2 separate regions of the Homo sapiens genome follow, and region 2 is linked to region 1. The links are chromatin contacts, found by Hi-C or POLR2A ChIA-PET in ENCODE. All regions are on one chromosome and are shown on one strand. Each heading gives the region's core, a stretch centred on a gene start or an enhancer-like site at or near the end of the contact. The rest is flanking DNA. Distances are from core to core; before and after follow the strand shown.

Region 1 (5,257 bases), core at 1,171-3,670:
AAGGAATTAAAATAAAAAATTCAACAATGAAGTAGAAATGATATAAAACTAAAATGTCACTAATTTGCAGACTATTGGTCAAAAATTGAGCTGAGTTAGTGTGGTTTTAATTACAGCTACTTTATCTTTTTTTTTTTTTTTTTTTTTTTTGAGATGGAGTCTCACTCTGTCACCAGGCTGGAGTGCAGTGGCACGATCTCGGCTCACTGCAACCTCTGCCTCCTGTGTTCAAGCTATTCTCCTGCCTCAGCCTCCCGAGTAGCTGGGACTACAGGCGTGTGCCACCATGCCCGGGTAATTTTTTGTATTTTTAGTAGAGACAGGGTTTCACCATATTAGCCAGGGTGGTCTCGATCTCCTGACCTTGGAATTTGCCTGCTTTGGCCTGCCAAAGTGCTGGGATTACAGGCGTGAGCCACCACGCCCGGCCCTAGATACTTTTTAATGCTGTTTTCCTGGTTAAAGTTACAGAGAAATAATCTGGCCAGATATTTCCTACAGAAATGCTACTTTAATGAGTACTTAAGAATTATTTGTTAATTAGCACCTGAAAGTACTGATCTGAATATGGGCTTTTCCTGCCTTCATTGCTGTTTACATGAATGAATATAAATTGATAAGCTGGCTAAGGTATCTCTTCTGAAATTTTAATATGCTTTATCATTGGTCAGTTTCAAAGGTAAATTGCAGTCTAATTTAGGCCTATCTAGCATGAGAGTGACTAAGTTATTTTAAAGACCTCACCCAGTCAGATGGCTTCTCTTCTTGCTCTTAAATTGCGGTTTTAAATAGCAGAATCAAAAAGAGAAGATGAAGAGTGTTGTATTATTGTCACTGTAAATAGACTTATGCTTAATAGCTCACTGTGGGAATTCCCCTGAGATTTCATTTATGGGTACAGTATCAGAATGTCATGCTGATATGGATGGCCAATAGATAAGTATATATTAATAATTGATAGTTTCTTAATGACGCTTCTGTCTTTGAAAAAATGATTTTAAAAGAAGGAATATCTTTCAATCCAGTTATGGATCTCTATCAAATATAAGTCAGAGGTTAATAGGACTGTGTCATTGATACTGTAATACAATTGCAATTGCCTTATTCCTACTTTACATTTTTATTGAAAGTCAACCTAGCATATAATTTTAAAATGATTTTTTCCATCTTATACATTTAATTTTTCTATATATTAGCACAAATTAAACTCATAGCTTGACTGTAATCAACATATGTGAACCAATATCTGGTTACCACAGAAAACCATTATTATATGACCTAATTTGATATTTAAAAAATTGCCATTAGTGACCTTAGGCACAAATAGAAAGGGAATAGCCCTGTAACAGCAGACTTAAATTGTAAAGGAAAAGTGAAGTTTTTTGTTTTTTTTTTTCCTAAGAGAATGCCTATCAGATAGAATCTCCCTTGCTTTTTGATGAAGTGGGGCTTGCTCTGTTACTTTGTAGTGGGAGAATTTCTCAGACATTCTGCTGTAGCAAAAAATTTAGACCTTATCACCTTTCCCAATCCTATACCCCCTCATTTCCTCATTATTTTTCTTAGTGGCTTAGAGTGCATGGCCCAACCTTATAAGCACACCCCCAGCATACCCTCATCATATCCTGTTTACCTTCAATCTTACTCATTTGAAAAATCTATAATCCGGATTAAACTCAACTACTTGTCTACTCATGCCTGTACACTAGCAGCTAAGAATGATTGAAGAAAATCACAGAAGCCTCCCGTGTGATCTTGCTTGATGTTTATAACCACAAATATCCAATGAGCGCTCCGTACTGTGCTGACCAACCAGCTACTACACTTACCTAGGCAGTTTCATCTTCGATTCTCACAGTGCCTCTTTCACCTGTTTTCCTCTATCCTCAAATCTTGGGCATCCCTCTCTAATCCTCTCACTCAGCTGTCTCTTTCACTCAGAGAGCAATCTTCATATTAGCCAAAGGGCATGGTGACCTTGCTGCTTGTTTCAGTATAAGACAACAAAAGCAATCGGAAGAAGCTTCTACATTCTCCCATCATCAAATTTCTCAAACCACCTCCACTTGAAACTCTACTATACTTTCTCTCCTATTGCAGTAGAAGAAGTGTCTGTGCTTCTAAGGACAACTCTTCCATGTATACCTTGGAATCTATAACCTCATACCTACTCGAGCATTTTATTACTCAGAGTATCTCTCCTCCCTCCTGTGTTACAGTTTTCCATTTCAATTGCTTCATTTCCATCAGTCCACAAACATAGTGTGCTATCATCTCTCATCTTACACGAAACAAGACAAAATAAAATTTGTCTTTGTCTTAAATCTCCTAGTGTCACTCTATTTTTCTGGTTCTATTTTCAGCAAAACTCCTTGGAAGAAGTCTACACTTCTGGTTTTCACTTCCTCTTCCTCCATTCTCTCTGAAACACACTCTGCCCCAGTGAAGGAAGTCTAATCAAGGTCATCAGTAACCACTGCGTCAACACATACAGTGGCTAATTCTGATTTTTTACTTACATAACTCACAGGAATGACTAGCCTAGTAAATAACCTTCTTTTTCTTGAAGGATTTTCTTAAAACTTGGATTCTGGGAAGTGACACTCTTACCTTTCTTCTGACCATTCTGGCTATTTTCTGTTTCTTCTTAGCCTCCCTTACTGGTTCCTCTTCCTCTTCTTAACCTCTCAATGTTGAATTCCTGAGAAATCAGTTCTAGACCATCTTCCCCTTATAGTCTACATTCACTACCTTGGGGAACTCAACTAGCATTATGGTGGCTTTAAATACATTCTATCTGATGTTGGTCCCCCAAATTTATATTTTGAGCCCCAGTCTCTCTTGAGCTCTATATTCTTGTATCTAACCACCTGCTTTTCAAACTTATGTTAAAAAACTTTTCTTGATTTTACCTCCCAAACCTGCTTCTACTCCCTTATTCTCTATCTAAATAAATGGCACCCCATCATCCAAGACTTTTGTGTTGTACAACTCCGGGGTATGTTGTTCTTATGGATTAATTGGACCTTTGTTAGCATCTTCTGTGCATTTTTTTCCCATGGGTATCTCATTTATTTGAATTGGACTAAAAAATGTAAACCGTTTGGTAGCTGTATTTAGCTCTTGAAAGTTTCAGTCTATCTGGGTAGCTGCTATACTAATTACATGATGAAAATGAACAGCTAATATTCTTTTGTTTGAGAAATTGCCAAAGATCAGAGAACCATCTTCATATTGACTAAAGTGCATAACTCAAAAAATAATAATTTTAACTTTAACTTCAGATCTTGGAAACATTTCAGTGAAGAGTTTTTGATTTAAAAAGACCATCAGTTTTCACTTACCATTTAGGATAATAACCATATAATATTTTTCGATTCCACCAAAAATGGCCACATTTCTCTTTGACTAAAAAGTAGTAAATATCAGCAGCTCTTTTTATTTGCTGCTACTACTGCAGAAAGCTTCATAAACTTTTCAGCCAGAAATATTGTAAAGATCAAAGAGCTTTCAAATGAGTTTCTAACTAACAATGTAGATACTCTGTCTGCATTAGCCAAACTTGCTATGCTCTGTTCCCTAGAGCACACCATATTCTAAGCAAGACAGGGATTATTAAAAAGTTAACCGTGGAATAAATAATCAACATAAAATAGTATGCATGATATGTGCATAAGTTTTTAAAGCTAATTATAAAGATAATTTTACCTCTACTGCTGTTTTCCATATCATGTTATTTTCCCAGACTGTAATTTTGCCTCCTGCCCTGAAGTAGCTGCCATCCTGAATTTTGTGTTTATATCCTCCTCCTTTTTTAGTAGTATATACTCCTAAACAAAATATTGTGTTGGTTAGTTTTGCTTGATTAGGGGCTTCATAAAAGTGGTTTCATTATGAAAGCTTTCTTTATCCAAATAGAAATAGTGTGTTTAAGTGGGGTAAGCTTGGCAGAACAATGGACCATTGTGATATCATTTACATGCTTATGTTTTTTATTGCCTTCAGTACTATGTAATTTGGTCTTGTCACTGATTAGCCAATTAGGAATTGGAAGGATGATATGTAAATGTTACTGTCTAACTGACAGAATGATTTATTAGAAGTGTGTATTTGTAGAATTTCACCTGCTTTGTTGTTTGGGAGGCTCAGTGCCAAACCTAAACACAAGGGTCAATGGCAGACCTGTGGCCAGCGGTTTATAAGAAAATTCAGCCACAGTTGAATTTCATTCAAGTACGGTTTTGTTTGCTTGCCAGTGGTGCCATGCTGACTTTAGAATATATTTACCTTTTCTATAGTTTCCATCAGCATTGTTGATTTCAGCATGTATGGATATAACCCGTGGGTCCTGATGCCACCCACTGACAGCACTGGCTTGGTTTTTGGCCCTGCTTGTGCTGGTACTTTCTATTCTTCCAATGTCAGTGTTTCTACTCTATTCTTACTGCCAAATGGATCCTCTGAACCGTAAGATTTACATGAAGAGGGCTTCCCTTTGCTCTTGGAAAACTGTGTGGCTCATTGACCTAGGTTGTTTCCTTTGATTTCAGAGATGGGAGAGGTTTTGTTCTCATTAAAAATATTCTTTTGATTTCACGATTTTGTCTTAATGTGTTTTGGATAGAAAAATGCTAAAAATAATACTCTTACAAAGAAAGCAGAAAAAAAGAAGGAACTGATATTTGTCCATAGCTTTAATCCACAAAATTAAAAAGCATTCACTTATTTTAAGAAATAATAGGAGTCATTTTTATGAAAATGTGTTAGTTAGAGCTTACTAAGTTTAATCTTCTGATGTCCTTATTCTCTTTATTTTAAAAAGCAAGCAATATATACATTGCAAGCCTCTGTAAAGATTGCGTAAGATGCTAATGGAGAGAAGATAGTAATATAGTCATACTTAAAGTTTATTCTCTTTTTTTTTTTTTGAGATGAAGTCTTGCTCTGTTGCCCAGGCTAGAGTGCAGTGGTGCTATCTCCACTCACTGCAACCTATGCCTCCAGGTTCAAGCGATTCTCCTGCCTCAGCCTCCTGAGGAGCTGGGATTACAGCCACTCACCACTACACCCGGCTAATTTTTGTATTTTTAGGAGAGATGGGGTTTCACCATGTTGGCCAGGCTGGTCTCAAACTCCTGACCTCAAGTGATCCACCCGCCTCGGCCTCCCAAAGTGCTGGGATTACAGGCCTGAGCCACCGTGCCCAGCCTATTCTCTTATATAATTAATTTAAGCTCACTCTTATAAAATTTTCAAG
Region 2 (5,257 bases), core at 1,178-3,677, 61 kb before region 1:
CAGCTTTGTTTACTCTATGAGCATAAAACCACCTACTCAAGCCTCAGCAATGGTGGATGCCCCTCCCCCTGCCAAACTCCAGCGTCCCAGGTCAATTTCAGACTGCTGCCCTTGCAGTGAGAATTTCAAGCCAATGGATCTTAGCTTGCTGGACTCCATGGGCATGGGACCCACTGAGCGAGCCACTGGAGGGAATCTCCTGGTCTGCCAGTTGTGAAGACCATGGGAAAAGCGCAGTATTTGGGCAGAAGCGTACTGTTCCTCCTGGCACAGTCTCTCATGGCTTCCCTTGGCTAGGGAAGGGAAATCCCCTGACACCTTGTGCTTCCCAGGTGAGGCGACGCCCCACCCTCCTTCGGCTAGCCCTCTGTGGGATGCACCCACTGTCCAACCAGTCTCAATGAGATGAACCAGATACCTCAGTTGGAAATGAAGAAATCACCCATCTTCTGCATCGATCTCACTGGGAGCTGCAGACCGGAGTTCCTACTAGGCCATCTTGGAAGAGTCCCTGGTTTTTCTTCTTGTGCTCCCATGTCCTCTTATTTATCACTTTAATGTGATTATTTTTGGTATTTCATTATTAAGTATTATATTGGCTTTGGATTTCTAAAAAATACTTGTTACCAAGTTAAGAAAGTCTGCTTTTCCCTTGGCACACCAGGAATTTTAATCAAAAGTAACGTTAACATTTATAAAATGTCCTTTAGCATCTACCAAGATTACATTAGCATATTTCCTAAATTTGAACAATTTTTGTACTCTTGAATAAATTTGATCAGGTAAAGTGTATTGCTCTTTTAGTATACTGTTGGATTTGATATTTCATAACAGACTTTTTATTTGTGCTTATTAGATAGATTGGCCCATGGTTTTGTGACATATTTATCAGGTTTATTGTATCAAAGTTATGATTTCTATAGCTTTGTAACAATTAAGTACTACAGAACTTAACTATTCGTCAGTATTTGGTAAAAATTTCTGAGAAAATGAACATGGCCCAGAGCCATTTTACAGTATTTTTTTTACAAAAGTTTCAACTTTTCTATGGATATTGATCTATTTTGGCTTCCTATATTTTATTCAGGCAAATTGGTTGTTTGTAGTTTCCTTAAAAATATCTATTTTAAAATTTTATACTCAGAAAAGTACAAAAATTTTATTTAAAAATTATAATTTCCTTTGGTTATACCTTTTCTGTTTTCTAATATTGTATTTGTGTTCTCTTAGGTTTCCTTTGGCTAGACTTGCTAGGGATTGATTGGTTTGTTTTGTTTTTATAACTTTTCAAATACAAGATCACTGTTTTTATCAATAAATTGTAATGTTTGGCTTTCTCATGTTTAAGTCATTGCTTTTACATTCTTTTACTTTCTTTTGATTTATTTTCTTCTTTTTAATTTCCTGAGTTATACATTTATGTTATTTTAAACAAAATTTTTCATAAGGTAAGATTTGGTTACAATTCACAAGATTATATTATGTTATCAGGATTCTTTTTTCCTCTTTGATACAAGAGTTATCTAGAAGACTATTTTTATTTCCAGGTGATTTTTAGAAATGCTTTATTTTGATGCTGATGTCAGTATTTATTGCATGGAGTCAAACATATATTTCCTATACAAAATTATTCATTTTCAAATATATTTCTAATTATACAAGTAGCACATGAATACATTTTTATTGTGAAAGATTTATATAATGTAGACAAAACTATTTCCTCTAACCCCATCTCTAGTGGCAACATTAGTTACTGGCTTATTGTATATCATTTCAGTCTCTTTTCTATTCATCTGTGTCCTCTCACCAGGAACTGGTACCATCCTGTACTTACTGTATGTAGCACACTGATCCATACATGCATAGGCATTGCTCCCACCTGCAGGCTGCTGCCTAGCTTGTGGCTAATACGGGGATATAGAGAAGCCAATTCATCTGGTTGCTCCTGCTGAAGTACACCAACTAATCACCTTCTTGATTACTTCTGATGCACTCCTGCTCATTGTATCTGCCAACCCAGAGCATGAAGTAACTCTTTTATAGAAGTTTTTCCTGCATGCAGTTTGACCATACATTTCTCCTTCAAGTGATTGTGTTTTCATCTTTCAGTTATTCAACATAATTTTGTGTAGTCAGTATTCATTTACAGTTACCAACACATTTACCCATCCAGTATTCTTCATTCCCTCCTTGAATTTCCATCTTTTCAAATGAGATCATTTTTACTTTTGCTAGTAGAAATCCCTTCAGCATTTCAGTGTAAAACTCCTAGCAATAAATTATGTGAATTTTTGTTTTTTGTTTACTTTTTGCTTCTTTTTGTTGCTTGTTTGTTTGAAAATGTCATCATTTAACGTTCATTTCTGAAGATTGTTTTTCACACGTTGGCCTTTAGTTTCTTTCAGTACTCTAGAGATAGCATTCCATTATCTTCTGGCTTCTATTGTTGCTATTAGAGACAGCTGCCAGTCTCATTGTTGCTCTTTTGTAGATAATGTGTCTTTTTTCTTCTGGCTGGTTTTTCCATCTTCTCTGTCTTTGGTTCAGCAGTTTTATTGTGAGTTGCATAATTGTGGTTTTCTCTATACTTATCCTGCTTGAGGGTTTGCTGAGCTTCTTAACCAGTGGGTTAAATGTATTTTATCTGCTTTAGAAAATTCCCAACCATTATCCCTTTGAATATTGCTTCTGCTCTATTTCTTTCTCCTTGCCCTCTGAAACTTCAGTTTTACATGGTAGACCTTTCATACTTGTCCTGTATGTCTCTTACATTTGTTTCTTATTTTTTCTCTTTCTTTTTTTCTTCCATGCTTCACTTTGTATATTTTTCATTGATATGTTTCCAGTTCACAAGTCTTGTATTCAATAGTGTCCAACCTATTGTTAAACTCATATATTGAGTTTTTAAATTTAATTTTGAAATAATTTACTTTGAAATATTTTTATCAGAAAAGTTGCAAGAACAGTAGAATGAACTCCCACATTCTCTTCATCCAGATTCCTCAGTTAATAGTTTCATATTTTCTCCATCTCTTTTTGTAAAGATGATAGATAGATAGATAGATAGATAGATAGATAGATAGATAGATAGATGTGTATTTTCAAGGATATGATACCTTTTTTGAATATTTTGAGAGCAAGTTAAGCAAGTTGAAACCTTTATGTCCTATCATCTGTAAATATTCCTATTACTACTTCTCCCAAAGACACTCTCCTACAGAGTAATTGCCAAGCCTTTCAAATCAGAAAATGGACAGCGATAAATACCAGCATTCAAACCACAGTTCATTATTATCCAACGTTCCAGGCTTATCTTGAAATTTCTCTACCTCCATCCTTGAATCATCCACTTTTACAAGGAGTCCTTGTTGTTTGTTATGGAAATTGGAACCTACATACTTGTTATTAATTGCTACTGGGGTGTCATTGCACCTAGGTCCTCTCCATGGTCAGAATTTTGAAATATATGTATGTATTCATGGATATGTACACAGACATATTCACTTGCATTGATAATTTTTTTTGTTTCTTTCCTCCCTTCCCTTTCACTCTTTCCTTCTTTCCTTCCTTTTGCTCTTTCCTTCCTTCCTTCTTCCTTCTTACCATAACAATAGCAATGAGTTATTTTTTTCGCTTCCCCTTTTCATATTTGTAAATTTGTTTTCCCACAGAGAGAAATCCAGCTTCCATTAGCTTCAATATAGATACTTTCTTGATCAATCCTCCTTTACATAATTAATTTCCTAAAAATGCTAGGTACTGCCATGGCCAACTCATCACTCCTGATTTCATCTCCAGGCAAGTTGTCACTTTTGAACTCTTCTCCCCACCAAACCCTGGTCTGTTTGATATGCCACTGCCTCCATGCCCCTGTCTCCACCTTCTGGCTGTTAGACACATTGTTAACTGTGCACCCCAACTTACTCTTACCTTCACCTCCCTGGTGCTTCTTCTGCTGAGCATACAACTGCCACCATATGTACCCCCTATACATGCTTCCTTGGACACCAGGCACTCTGCTGCCTCCACATGGCTTTCCCATTATGACTTCTTTTGCCCCTATGCACATCACTATCTGTATGCCCGCCACCCTACTTTCTTGGCTGTTGGACACACTGCTATCTCTACTGATCCTTTCCACTGCAGTTTTCTCCATATATTGATTTCTTAACTGACGATAGTATATTTTTTCAAATTTAGAATGCCTAAAGAAATCTTTTTTATAGGTTAGTTTTACTGAAAATTGTCCATTTCCTCATCAATTTTGCACTTTATTTTCTTAAACATATTCATAAAAATTATTTGTAAATTCTCATTTGCTGATTACAATATCTTGATCATCTATAATTGTGTTTCTATTGTGTGTGTTTTTTTCTCTTGATTATTGGGCAAATGAACTTGATCTTCCACATCTAGTAATTTAAAAAATGTTAGACATTATGTATAATAAAACCATAAAGGGTCCAGATGATATTGCCTTCCACCGAAAGTGTTCCCTTTTTCTTCTGTTGGGCAGGTAGAATAGCCTTTGATCACCTCAATCGAGTCAGAGATTATTCTGAATCAGAAGCTGGTTTCAGTTTTGCTAAGTGTACCTCCGATTCACTTCTGTTCTTAGGGTGTAGCCCTCCAGGGCTTTCAATTGAGAGCCTGGTGGATCTCTGTCTTCCAGCCCTAAAAGATAACAGCAAGTTTTCAGTTTAGCTCTTTAACCTCCTGCTCCATAAAGCTTCAAAATTCAGCAACTCGCTTGAAAGGAAGACTGGCAATGTGTTTGGGACACTCTATAGTCTTCTGTGAAGAATAGAGATCTCTTTTGTTGTTTTCTTTGAGGGACAGCCTGTAGCTTTGCTCAGAATCTGTAAATATTCCCATCAAAAAACCACCTGTAAATTACCAATGTCAATTCCCTACTCCCTCTTATGTTTTTATATTTTACTTCTTTTGTTTTGGGGCTCCTCTTTTCCATAGCAGTTCGTTGATTCTCTAGCACCATGACACTGTGGGGGACTTCACTTTGCATTTCAGAAGTTTGGGGACTACTGTTTTAGCCTCCATACAGTCTCAGAATTCAGTTAATGTCTTAATCATGTATTTAGGGTTTCTCACACCTTCAGTGAGTCACCAAAGCCCCATATAACTGCTAAAAGTTTTGTTAGTTTAACTTTTTTCCGCAGCTGCATCTTTCTGCCTGGACTCAGCCTCATCCTTAGCCTGCACTCCAACCTGGCAATTTTGCCAAGAGGAAAAAATTGTG

What was found. A loop is a pair of places that touch in the nucleus more often than their neighbours do. ChIA-PET counts read pairs that join two places held with the same protein, here RNA polymerase II (POLR2A). Pooled maps may share reads with other maps.
Region 2: a pooled map shows a loop between it and region 1 (3-fold over the local background). The contact joins the promoter of LINC01277 here to the enhancer-like site in region 1. A Hi-C loop is called at or near these places in 1 of 168 maps with a recorded cell type or tissue (dorsolateral prefrontal cortex) and 3 of 50 pooled maps. POLR2A ChIA-PET finds 5 or more read pairs at or near these places in 1 of 52 experiments (OCI-LY7).

The regions. Positions count from the first base shown.
Region 1 is chr6:143,095,776-143,101,032 of GRCh38, forward strand. The region is part of intron 1 of AIG1 (androgen induced 1); the gene reads left to right. Among named protein-coding and RNA genes, the nearest start is that of AIG1, 38 kb to the left of the region's middle. Within about 2 kb of position 2,421, at least 4 of the 41 ENCODE cell types and tissues checked have a DNase peak (open chromatin) inside an H3K27ac peak, as active enhancers do.
Region 2 is chr6:143,035,155-143,040,411 of GRCh38, forward strand. It overlaps LINC01277 (long intergenic non-protein coding RNA 1277), which reads right to left and starts at 2,428. Exons shown (of 3, transcript NR_038987.1): 1 at 1,835-2,428. RefSeq lists an enhancer at 4,686-4,755.